2 separate regions of the Homo sapiens genome follow, and region 1 is linked to region 2. A link is a loop called in an ENCODE intact Hi-C map of the cell type or tissue named here. Cell type or tissue: PC-3. All regions are shown on one strand. Links, peaks and the distances in the headings refer to the core of each region. The heading gives the core; the rest is flanking DNA.

Region 1 (5,310 bases), core at 44-5,043, 130 kb after region 2:
TTGTTTGGGAAACTTCCCCTAAGCCCCTAGATTGGGTTAGGTGTCCCAGTGCTCCTGTTGGCTCCTGGGCTCATCCCAGTGGCAGCCCTTAACAGATAGTATTCTATTTGTCTGTCTGCTCTGGGGACTTTGCTTTGCTTTGAGAGTGCACAGATCATGTTTGTCACTCTCTCTTTTTTTTTTTAATTAAACAGTTTTATTGAGGTATAATTTACACACCATAGAATCCACTCATTTTAAGTGTACAATTCAATGGTGTTGCAGTAAATTTACAGAGTTGTGCAACCATTACCACAATCTAGTGTTAAAATAATTCATCAGCTGGAAGAGATCCCTCACACTCATTTGCAGTCACCCCATTCCCACTCCCAGCCCTGGGCAACCACTGATCTACTATAAATTTGTCTGAACATTTCATGTAAGTTTGTAGATTCTTTTCTAAAGATTTGTCTGGACATTTCATGTAAGTGGAATCATACACTATGTATTTTTTTGCTATCTCACTTTTCACTTAGCATGCGGTTTTTGAGGTTTATCGATGTTGTCGTATGTATCAGTAGTTCAGTCTTTTTCCTTGATGAATGCTTTTCCATCGTATGGATACATGGGGACTGTTTTTTGTTTGTGCATTTGCTTTTTGTTTTGAAACAGCGTCTCACTTTGTTACCCAGGCTGGAATGCAGTAATGCAGTGGTGCGATCTTAGCTAACTGCTTCCATGACTTCCCGGGCTCAAGCGATCCCTCAGCCTCAGACCACAGGTAGCTGGGACTACAGGCATGCGACACCCACCATTCCTGGCTTATTTTTGTATTTTTTTGTGGAGTTGGGGTTTCGCCATGTTGCCCAGGGTGGGGACTGTGTTGTATACACTAATATGTATATTGTGGCTAGCTCAGTCCCTGCATATAGTAGTAAGCTCCGCCTCCCAGGTTCCTGCCATTCTTCTGCCTCAACCTCGAGTAGCTGGACTGCAGGCTTCCGCCACCACGCCCGGCTAATTTTTTTTTGTATTTTTAGTAGAGACGCATTTTCACCATGTTAGCCAGGATGGTCTCCATCTCCTGACCTCGGGATCCTCCCGTCTCGGCCTCCCAAAGTGCTGGGATTACAGGCGTGAGCCACCGCACCTGGCCGAAAATGTTTGTTTCTTGAATTAAATTCGTCTTGGGATATTGCAGTTAGTCTGACATATTCATATGCACAGCACAGTCCAATACCTGTGTCTTGTTTTGGCAGTGTCCAGCCATTACTTCAAAGGACTCCTTAGCAGCTTCTTACCTTGCCTTCTTCACCTTGTGTAGATTTTTTAAAATTCTAAAGTGAGAAACAACTTCTTTTTCCTTGCTGTTTTGACCTTATTTTCTTCTCATTATCCAATGCAAATTTGAAGTGCTCATATTTGTCCCAACATGTTGTAAGTATCTCATAAATATTAATGATAATGTAGTAACATATTAATAATCATGTATTGAGCACCTCCTTTACTGTGTACCTGCCATTATTTTAAGTGCTTCGAATACTTCAATGAACAAAGACAAAACTCCCCACCACCCTCATGATGAATGTATTCATATTTGGAGATCCCTAATATCAGCAGTGCTTAAGAATTTGGTCTACATAAACCTTAACATGTTTTTCAAACATTACTAAACACGAGGTCAAAAGACATGAATAAACTCTTCAAACAGGGGAATACAGAAAATTACTCAACACATAGAAAACAGATCAGCCCAATAATAATGAAAGAAATGAAAATATAAACAAACTTATATAAGTTAGTGAAAAAATTATTTTATTATTATCAAAAATAAATAAATAAATAAATAAATAAAAGGCTGGGTGCTGTGGCTCTTGCCTATAATCTCAGCACTTTGGGAGGCCGAGGTGGGAGGATGGCTTGAGCCCAGGAGTTCAAGACTGGCCTGGGCAACATAGTGAGACTCTGTGTCTCCAAAAAAAAAAAAAAATTACTCGAATGTGGTGGCACATACCTGTAGTCTCAGCTAAACAGGAGGGTGAGATGGGAGGATCCTTTGAGCCCAGAAAGTTGATGCTGCAGTGAGCAGTGATTGTACCACAGCACTCCAGCCTGGGTGATAGAGCGAGACTCTGTCTCAAAAAAATAGAAGAAAAAAAAAGAGGAGACTGCACTTTTTGATACACAGAATGTATATACAAAACAATGTTAGTTAAAACAAAAGAGTGAAAAATATTATGCATGAGCTGACATGCATACTTGTATTTGAGAATTTTTTGGTGACCTATAAAATGGAATTTAAAAACTCAGTAGCCACACTTACAATCTGCAATCTGATTTCCTTGGAAAATATAATCTCCATTTCTACCTCCTCCTTTGCCAGTTATTTGCACTAGTATATCAAAAGGACATTCTTCTTTTTAGGTGCTGTATCCAAGCCTACTTCATCAACACAGATTCCCATGAACTGTAGAGCAGCAGGGTCAGAAAGGACCCGGAGACCAAACAAGCCATACTTTCATTTTACAGAGGCAGGAATGTCCATAAAGAGGGAAGGTCTTGCCTAAGGTCTCTCTGCTAGTTAATGGCAAGGCTAGTATAAAACATAAGTTTCAATCTTCTTCAGTACTTAACACAGTCACTGGTACATAGTAGGAATTTGAGAACATTTGTGGAATGAATGACTGACTTTCATAATAGAAGACTGACATGGCAGAATTCATTGGAAAGCTCACATACTGGGAGTCTTGCTTCTGGGCACCCAGCTGAGAGTCAACATCTGAATATGAAAGATTTGGACTCACAGAGCAGAACCAAAACGGAAAACAAAGTAAAAACCAAAACCGAAAACCAAAAAACAAACAAAAAACAAGGAAGGGAAACCTAAAGCCATGGTCTGGCTTGGTAGAAGGCTACTATTTGACTTAAAATACTTGGAACATTAGTAATTTTCATGGGTGTGTCTGCTGTTCTACAGATCTAGGTTCTGGGCAATTAAAAGCTATGGGTTTATTCTGGTTTATTTTAGGCAGCCTGCTGTGGCCTCTTCCTATTGTGGTTGAGGACATTGTGTGGATGGGCAAATGCTTGGCCTCCTATTTGGATTCGAGACTAATGCTCATTATTTTATTTCAAAAGGAAGAAGAGCTGACATAAATAGTTCATGGAGAGTCCTGGTGGGAGAAGGTGATATCTGTCTTACTGCAGAACTAGGGTAATATGAAGAAAACCAACATGGAAAACCGTGTCTCCCTCCTTGTGTTGTTTTGGAGGCAGTCCAGGAAAGGAGGACGGATCTACTTTCTAACTTGTGGAGAGATCATGGGCAAGTCACCCTGGTCTAAGTTTCTTCAAGGTAAATTACAATCCTGATTAAGAGGTTCAGAGAAGGTAACAGACATGAAAGAATTTTGAAAAATATAATATGTTATATTAACTTGTGGTGGTATATGATGGAGTTGAATTCAGCATAGGAAATAATTTTTTAAAAAGCTGTGTTGTGTTGCTACTTCTTTAAAAATGATGGCTAATAAAAGAGAATGAGCAGAGAAGGCCGTGCTTATAAGGAAGGAAGGAAATAACTGAATGATGGGTTTTTACATCATAGAACAATGGTAAAAACATCTTTGGCTGCAGTTTCCTCTTGTCCACTCATCTACCTACCAGCTGCTACTAAACATTAAACATTAAAGCATGGTAAAGAGGACTAAAAAACAAACAAACAAACAAACAAATCACCACCACAACAACAAAAAACTAGGCAATAATAGACCTTTGCTAAAGTTTATCCTCCTTTTCAGCATCCTTTTCTATCAGCCTATAGCCCATCATAGAACCCTGGCAAATATTAAATAGCTGTGGTCGAACAGAAAAAAACAACAGTTTTAGAATTAAGAGTTGGGTGTGGGCCCGAGTTCCTGCACATGTTGGCTGTGTAACCTGGAGAAGTTTTTTGTTTGTTTGTTTGTTTGTTTTTGAGACGGAGTCTCGCTCTGTAAGTTTTAAAAGTCTTTCTTATCCCAGATTTCCTCATCTATAACAAAAGAAGAACAGCCTACTATCCGGGCAGTGTCCAAATGAAATAATGTTTGTGAAAACCCTTTACAAACTGTAAAGTGCATTAGAAATGCCTATATTGTTATTCCGTCTTTTTGCCTCAGTTTCTTCATTTGTAAAACACGGCCAGTGACACCCATTTCACTAGGATATTTTGGTTCCCCGTGAAGCCCTCTGCAAGTAACTGAGTCTCATATTATACCTCACCCTAGATCTACAGCCCCTTATTTCTCTACCATGTAATGGAATATTTATTTCCAGCCTGACATTTTTGTTTTCTATTGTCTTGTTAGATATCACCCTCAGAGAGCTTCCAATATACTTGATAAGTGAAGACCCTCCCATGATTTACCTGCCCACACCTCTCTTTTTACAGGGGCCTGCTACTGTAGAAAGCTGGGACCCATGTTTGACAAGAGGCTCTTGGTTCTCTCCACCAAGAGGATTTAGGCATTCACCCTTCTTCAGACACTCCTGCCATGCTGATTACAGGGAGACCCCAGAGAGGTGAAAAAGCAGAGTGGACCGTGACAGCCTGAAGAACATTAAAAAAGAGCTTGCAGACGGTGCCACTAAATGCCTGAGACACTGAGTGAGAGGAGGGGCCCCATCCACTGAGCTGGCCGCCTCCTGTCTTCCCTCAAAACAGATAGCTCTTTCCATTCACTTCCACATGCGTCTATTCTCTGCCTCTTGAGTGGGCCTGAAACTGGAAAACATCTGCACTAGTTTCGTTTGGGTGTGATTTATAAGGACTCCCTGCGGTCCCCTCTCTCCCTTCTCCTCCTCTTCACCTCTGGGGCTTCGGGGTTTGGTTTTTTTTTTTTTTTGTTTTTAAACAGGCTTGTGTTTCTTGAGACTGGGTCACCTTGATTTATTATGCCCTGGACTCATTAACAGAAGACTCTGGGACAGGTCATTTATTTTCTGAGTGGTAATTTCCTGTCCTACCCCAGCCTGGCTCAGCAGGGGCCCAGTGGAGCACAGACTTATATTAGCTGCACTGTCACCATGGGAGAACAGAATTGAGCAAGAAAAGTTCAGAGGGCAAAAAACATCTCTTAAGAGCTTTTCTCCTTACTCTGATGATTTCCTTCAGAGTCCCTTTTGGTAGCTCCCTGTCTCTCTTTTTTTTTCTCCCTTACCCCAGCAAATGGGATAAAGTTTAACAAGTTGCACGACTGCCTTCTTAAAGGAATAAACACTGGCCTTTCTTCTCTGTTTCATGTTTGAGTGATCCAACATTTATATGCAAAAATAAAAGATAGGGAGGAT
Region 2 (5,310 bases), core at 39-5,038:
TGCAGCAAATCACCTGTAATATATTTTGTTTTAGGAAAATTTGATTTGGGGGTATCCTGAATTTTTAGCCCTTGGCAAGAAAAACTATCATTCAGCAATTCATGAGAAAACTTTGTTTTCTTGATCCTTAGAAAATAAACTTAGATGTTATTAAGTGTTCTCTGAGAGGATGCAGGAGAAAAGGACATTTTGTCAGCTATATCTTAGAATAGAAATGCAAATTTCAGTTTTGGCATTGTTGACTTCATAAAGCAGTGTTTTGAGGGCTCAGGATTCAGGAAATACAAACAGACATGGCAGAGCAGTTTGCTTTGGGTTGGCAGAAAGCAGGAAAATAACCAGCCTTCTTGGATTGCCCACAGTTTTTGTAGACTCCTCAGTTCTGAGTGGAGCAGAGGGGCATGCTTAATAAAACAGTCAATAAAGAGGCTTTTCTTTAAAGATTTCTGCAACTCCGTCAGAATTCTAAGTTTTCCCCATAGTTTCTCATGTCCCCTGCCATTTTCTTTCAGGTTTTACTTGGGCCATTTGCTGGTTTTGATATAGATGAGGAGATAATGAAATAGATTTACTAGAGATCATCTTTAACAATCACCTTTGATTATGCATAACATTTTAAACTAATTGAAGAGTATCCTTTTGGTTTGGGGGTAAGTGCTCATTGAAGTTCATGGCTATAACCATTGCAGGATAATCTCACTGACATTTGGAATCCTGTTAGTAACAGAGCATAGCTCTTTAGATTAAGAGCTCTGTATTAACGAGCTACTCATTGAGGCTGTTCCAGGATAAGCTGGTCACTGAGAAGGGCGGGTGAAGAAAGGAACATTGCATAAATGTAGAAGGGAACTCAGCAATGCCAAGTCTTCCTCACCTGTGATTAGCCTGCTAATGTGCCCCCCAAAATTACAGACAGGTCTTGCTTTCTTTGTACATCAGCATATTCTTAGAGGTGGCCACTTGGCCTATTGTCTTCCTAAGATTCCTTCATATTCCTATTTAAGAGGTCAGAATACCTTATTGTTTGCACTTGTCACCATTAATTTCTGATGTAGTCACTTCTCTACTGGAGAGCACCCACTTTTTTTTTTAAATCACTTTCTGTGTTGTATATCCTAAGCCATGTGTGCCTTTCAAGTATTTTTAAAAATATGCTAGTCATAGCCCTGAGTGTCTTATTTATTGCGGTAAAAAATTACCCCCAAACTTAGCTTGAAACAACAAACTTGTGATCTCACCCAGGAGTGAGAGGGTTTCTGAGGTCCAGGAATCTGGGGACAGCTTGGCCGGGTGTTCTGGCTCAGGGTCTTTCGTGGAGTTGCAGTCACACTAGGAGCTGGGGCTGCAGCCATCTGAAGCTTGGCTGGAGCTGGAGGGGCTATTAGCAAATTCACTCCCTTGGCCATTAGGCAGGGCTTCAGTTCCTCGCCATGTGGGCCTCTCCATAGGGCCGCTTGGGATATGACTTCTCCCAGAGCAAGTGATCCAAGAGTGAGGGAGACAGCAAGAGAGAATGATGTATACAAGAGCCACAGTCTTTTACAGCCCAAGCTCAGAAGTGACATAGCGTCACTATTGTCATATGGGTCACAGGCTGACCCTGTGTGATGTGGGAGGGGACTGAACAGGGTGTGAATGCCAGGTGGGGGTCACCGGGGCCTTCGTGGGAGCTGGCAGCCACAAGAAGCAGCTGCCTGGAGAGAGTGGCTGGTCTCTGAGAAAGGTCTTGAGGCGATACCATCCCCTTGGTAATTGTAGAGAATCAGGAGAAGTTACGTTATCTTCCTGGGCCTCATTTTATTATCTGACAAATGAAGGATTGGTAGAATGGGTTCCTTCCCATTCTGAGATTCTGATTCTGATTGCAGCAAGAATGGACCTACAGTCTACAGAAGAGCCACATCAGGACTTGCTGTGCATTTCAACTGAGAGGAAAGCTAATCGGGATAATTATTCCCAAACTGAGCTGGACTAAATCACTAGTTAATTCTACAATATTCAGGGCTTCATTCCGCATGTTTGGGAATTGACGACAGTTAACACTGAATTACTTTATTTTGAATTGGACAAAATATGTTGATAGCTTTAGGTTCATTTCAACTTGATTCCAGGCTTAGTCTTAAATCTGTAGTTAAGTTAGAGCATCTGAGTCTTTGGGAAGTTAAGCTTCAAACACAAGTAGACCAGCAGGGTGTGGCATGGGCAGGGTGGCTGGGAAGCTATCCTGCTCCTGGCACACTTCCCTGCCTTCTGCTGTGCTCCCAGAGGAGCAGCCTCACCTCTGAGGGTAAGGCCAAAAATCAGCCTACACTGAGTTACTTGTGGGTCAATTGTTCATATAACTTGGCTCTTCTGAACTGTCATCCATAGTATCACCGATGATCAATCTCAGCATTGGAAGAAAAAGAAACCACAGAGTCCAGCCCCTCTGTCACAACTTCAGAGTAAAGGAGTTGCTCATGCCTGCCAGCCAGCCTGTCCCACCACAGCGGGCTCCCCAGCTTAGGGAGGTCTGTGAGCCATGTGCTAAATTTCTCTTTAGAGCTAAATCCATTGAGTGCTATGATTCCAGTGCTGTGCAGAAAGCAGATGTTTCACCTATCACTTCAGAAAAGTTCACCAGACTTCATTTTGACAGCTACCTTAGATCATCAAGGAGAAAAAGGAAAAAATGTAAAAACCAGTGGGGCTAGAAGGTGAGTTACAGCTCAGATTGGGGGGCCTCTGGATAGCAAAGCAATGACTGAGAGCGTCAGCCCTACCCACCCCAGAAGTGAGCTCTGGGCCGTGATGCCAGGTTGTCTGAAATCACAGTATCTTATTTTTTCTCTTCTCTTCCCTGCTCTGCTTCTCATTTCCTAACATTTACCTGTTCCTTACAGTCCTTCCTTTTAAATAATATTTTTAAAATACTGCTTTCCTGAAAACCATGCTGCACTTCCACATGAAGTTCTCTCTGACGTTGAGCTTGATGGAAAAAGGATGCAGAAGTCAGGAATAGCAGGTGCTATACTTATTTTGGCCAGCAGAGGATGCACTTGCCCTAAACAGTCAGAGTGACTCTTCCCTAGGACCCTGTTTATCAAATTCTTCATGTTTAAAAGCCAGGGTCTGGCCCCCCACTTAACGAGATTGTCTCAAGTGGCATTTCATCTGTAACTCAATTTTACAGAAATCTAGAAAATACAGGCTCCCCCCACCCTCTCCAGCCCCAAAACACAAAGCGTAGTAAGGCTTTCATTGCAAGCATCAGTCTCCATCTAATTCCACTTCCACATATAAAGATTTTAAAATTTCAATTAAAAAAGAATCTATGGTTGATCCTTTGGTTGGACAACAGTAAGTAAATGTTGATTTTAAACTAGTGAGTCAACTACTCTGGCAATGTTGGTGTATCTTTGGAAAGAAGGGAAGTGAATTTATTATGCACCATATGTCCATGTGTGGCACAGCACTTAGCTAAACAGTATTTTGGAGAAAATATTTGGTCTTCAACACACACCTATATAAAAAAGATTAGTTCTATTTCTTCAATATGACCTAAACTTCATCTCAAGTCCAGTTGGTAAGAGAACTATGAACCTGTTTTTCCTGGTCTGTTGTACAACGGTTCCCTTGTGGACTAAACGGTAATGTGTTCTGCATGAATCCAAGCACAACTGACATTCACTGTTTTAAAAAACAAAAAAGAGAAACATTTACTACCTTTTTCAGATCTCATTTCTGATGGACCTGAAAATATTGTAAGTGGGTATTTTCTTCAAATACTCAGAGACTGAATTCTAACATGTAAAGAAAATGCTGACTCACACATGACTCAGTTTGAAGGTTACAGGGAAGACTAAACATTTATTTAGAAGTTACAGTGTTTGTTTTTACAGAGATATGTTGCCACGGATTATTGATTCTGGAAGGTTTTTTAATGCTCATAGTGCTGTACACATCTTGGTCTGTTCTCATGGGCATCTTAGGAAAATGTTTCCCGTAGCACCGGATCCAGCCATCTGTGTGGGTGTCTCCAGGCTGTGATACCGTGCCCCTTGCTGTTCCCTCATGCTCGTGATGAACCATGTGCCTGGGATCCTTCCTCTTGCCAGCTTATCTGTGGGCCTCCTGCAGCCTCGCCTGCCACTGCAGAGGCCCCAGGTTAGGAGTCTGTCCCGCGCCAGCCTGTGCGGTGCTTTCCTGGGTGACTCCTGTTAGGTGGCAGCTTCTTTATTTTCCCTCTCCAACCTCAACGGGTAGGACTCCTTATGTCTCTCCAGAATTATAAAACATATACATTTATTTACAAGTGCATAAATATATAAATATGGCTATAATAGAAAAATAAATACCAATTTTCTCTGTCTCTTTTTTCTTCTTTTTTTTTTTAAAAAAAAAACAATATATAGTCTTTCTGGGATATCAGCTTCTGCCTAAATTGTGAGAGGTGGTGTTTCAAAAGACACACGCACCAGTGGCCCCGGGGAGAGCTGCATTCCAGGTTCCTGTCCTACGTAGGCCCCTACGGGGTGCTGGGGACACCAGTCTCCTCCACTCACTTGGCAGGAGTCAGGACTGTCCACCTCTTCAACTGGCACAAGGCCCAAGCAGCATGGGGGCCCTGAGGGGAGAAAGAGTAGGAACCATTAAAATCCAGATTGACCGAGGAGCCAACACCCAGTGACACTGGGCCAATCTCTATCTGTGGTGGAGGTGGTTACACTGGCTCTGGAAAGGGGACAGAAACCTACAACCGAGACAAGGGCACTTCTGTTCCCTCCAAGGTCTCTCATCAAAACAGGGAGGGCCACTTGCCACCCATTTCCCACTCATGCTGGGACTGTAGAGACTCCCGCACTGAGCCCACACCACAGGAGCAGATGAAGTCAGTGCAGCCCGTGAAACGCAGAAGGAAGCCCTGCTCTTTCTATGTTTAGGCGGCTAGTCCACCCTTTGCTATGGCTTCTGGTTACAATCATCCCACTCACAATCCAGTCCCCCCAGATTGACACGGTCCAGTTTAAATGATGCTGGGTCGAGCTTTAGGACCCAGCATCTTTTAAATTTAATCTCCTAGAGACAGAGTCCAGGATCTGCCTATGAATGGGCACACACACAGAGAAGCTAAGAAACGTTAGTGGATACTTGGTGCCCTCACCAAGTATCCACTGATTTCTAAGGAGACTAGCATGGAGGAAGACAATGGGATGGGCTTAGCGTGAATGGCCCAAAACTCCTTGGAGAAAAAGTTCCGTGGAAGTACAAAGAGTTATGATGATGATGTTTGTAAGAATTTGGCTCCTTAATGATTGAGGCAACCTTATT

What was found. Peaks named below come from ENCODE experiments on the same cell type or tissue, not always from the same donor. Only the 100,000 strongest peaks of a DNase experiment are listed, where the experiment ranks them.
Region 1: a loop joins it to region 2, with 6 times the contacts of the local background. A loop is called at or near these places in 11 of 110 quality-filtered maps.

Annotation. Positions count from the first base shown.
Region 1 is chr3:113,151,296-113,156,605 of GRCh38, reverse strand. The region is part of intron 1 of NEPRO-AS1 (NEPRO antisense RNA 1); the gene reads right to left. LINC02044 (long intergenic non-protein coding RNA 2044) reads left to right here. Exons shown (of 4, transcript NR_110823.1): 3 at 3,118-3,334. Among named protein-coding and RNA genes, the nearest start is that of LINC02044, 14 kb to the left of the region's middle. In PC-3, for the core only: no CTCF peak of the experiment used is centred there; no DNase peak of the experiment used is centred there; H3K4me3 peaks cover 710 bases; H3K27ac peaks cover 580 bases.
Region 2 is chr3:113,285,971-113,291,280 of GRCh38, reverse strand. BOC (BOC cell adhesion associated, oncogene regulated) reads right to left here. Exons shown (of 20, transcript NM_001378074.1): 20 at 3,822-4,606. The coding sequence ends at 4,419. CFAP44 (cilia and flagella associated protein 44) reads left to right here. Exons shown (of 35, transcript NM_001164496.2): 35 at 1-4,351. It overlaps SPICE1-CFAP44 (SPICE1-CFAP44 readthrough (NMD candidate)), which reads left to right. Exons shown (of 52, transcript NR_183050.1): 52 at 1-4,351. Among named protein-coding and RNA genes, the nearest start is that of BOC, 77 kb to the right of the region's middle. In PC-3, for the core only: a CTCF peak has its summit at 3,032 (motif pointing right); DNase peaks (open chromatin) are centred at 3,010 and 3,870; H3K4me3 peaks cover 439 bases; H3K27ac peaks cover 1,958 bases.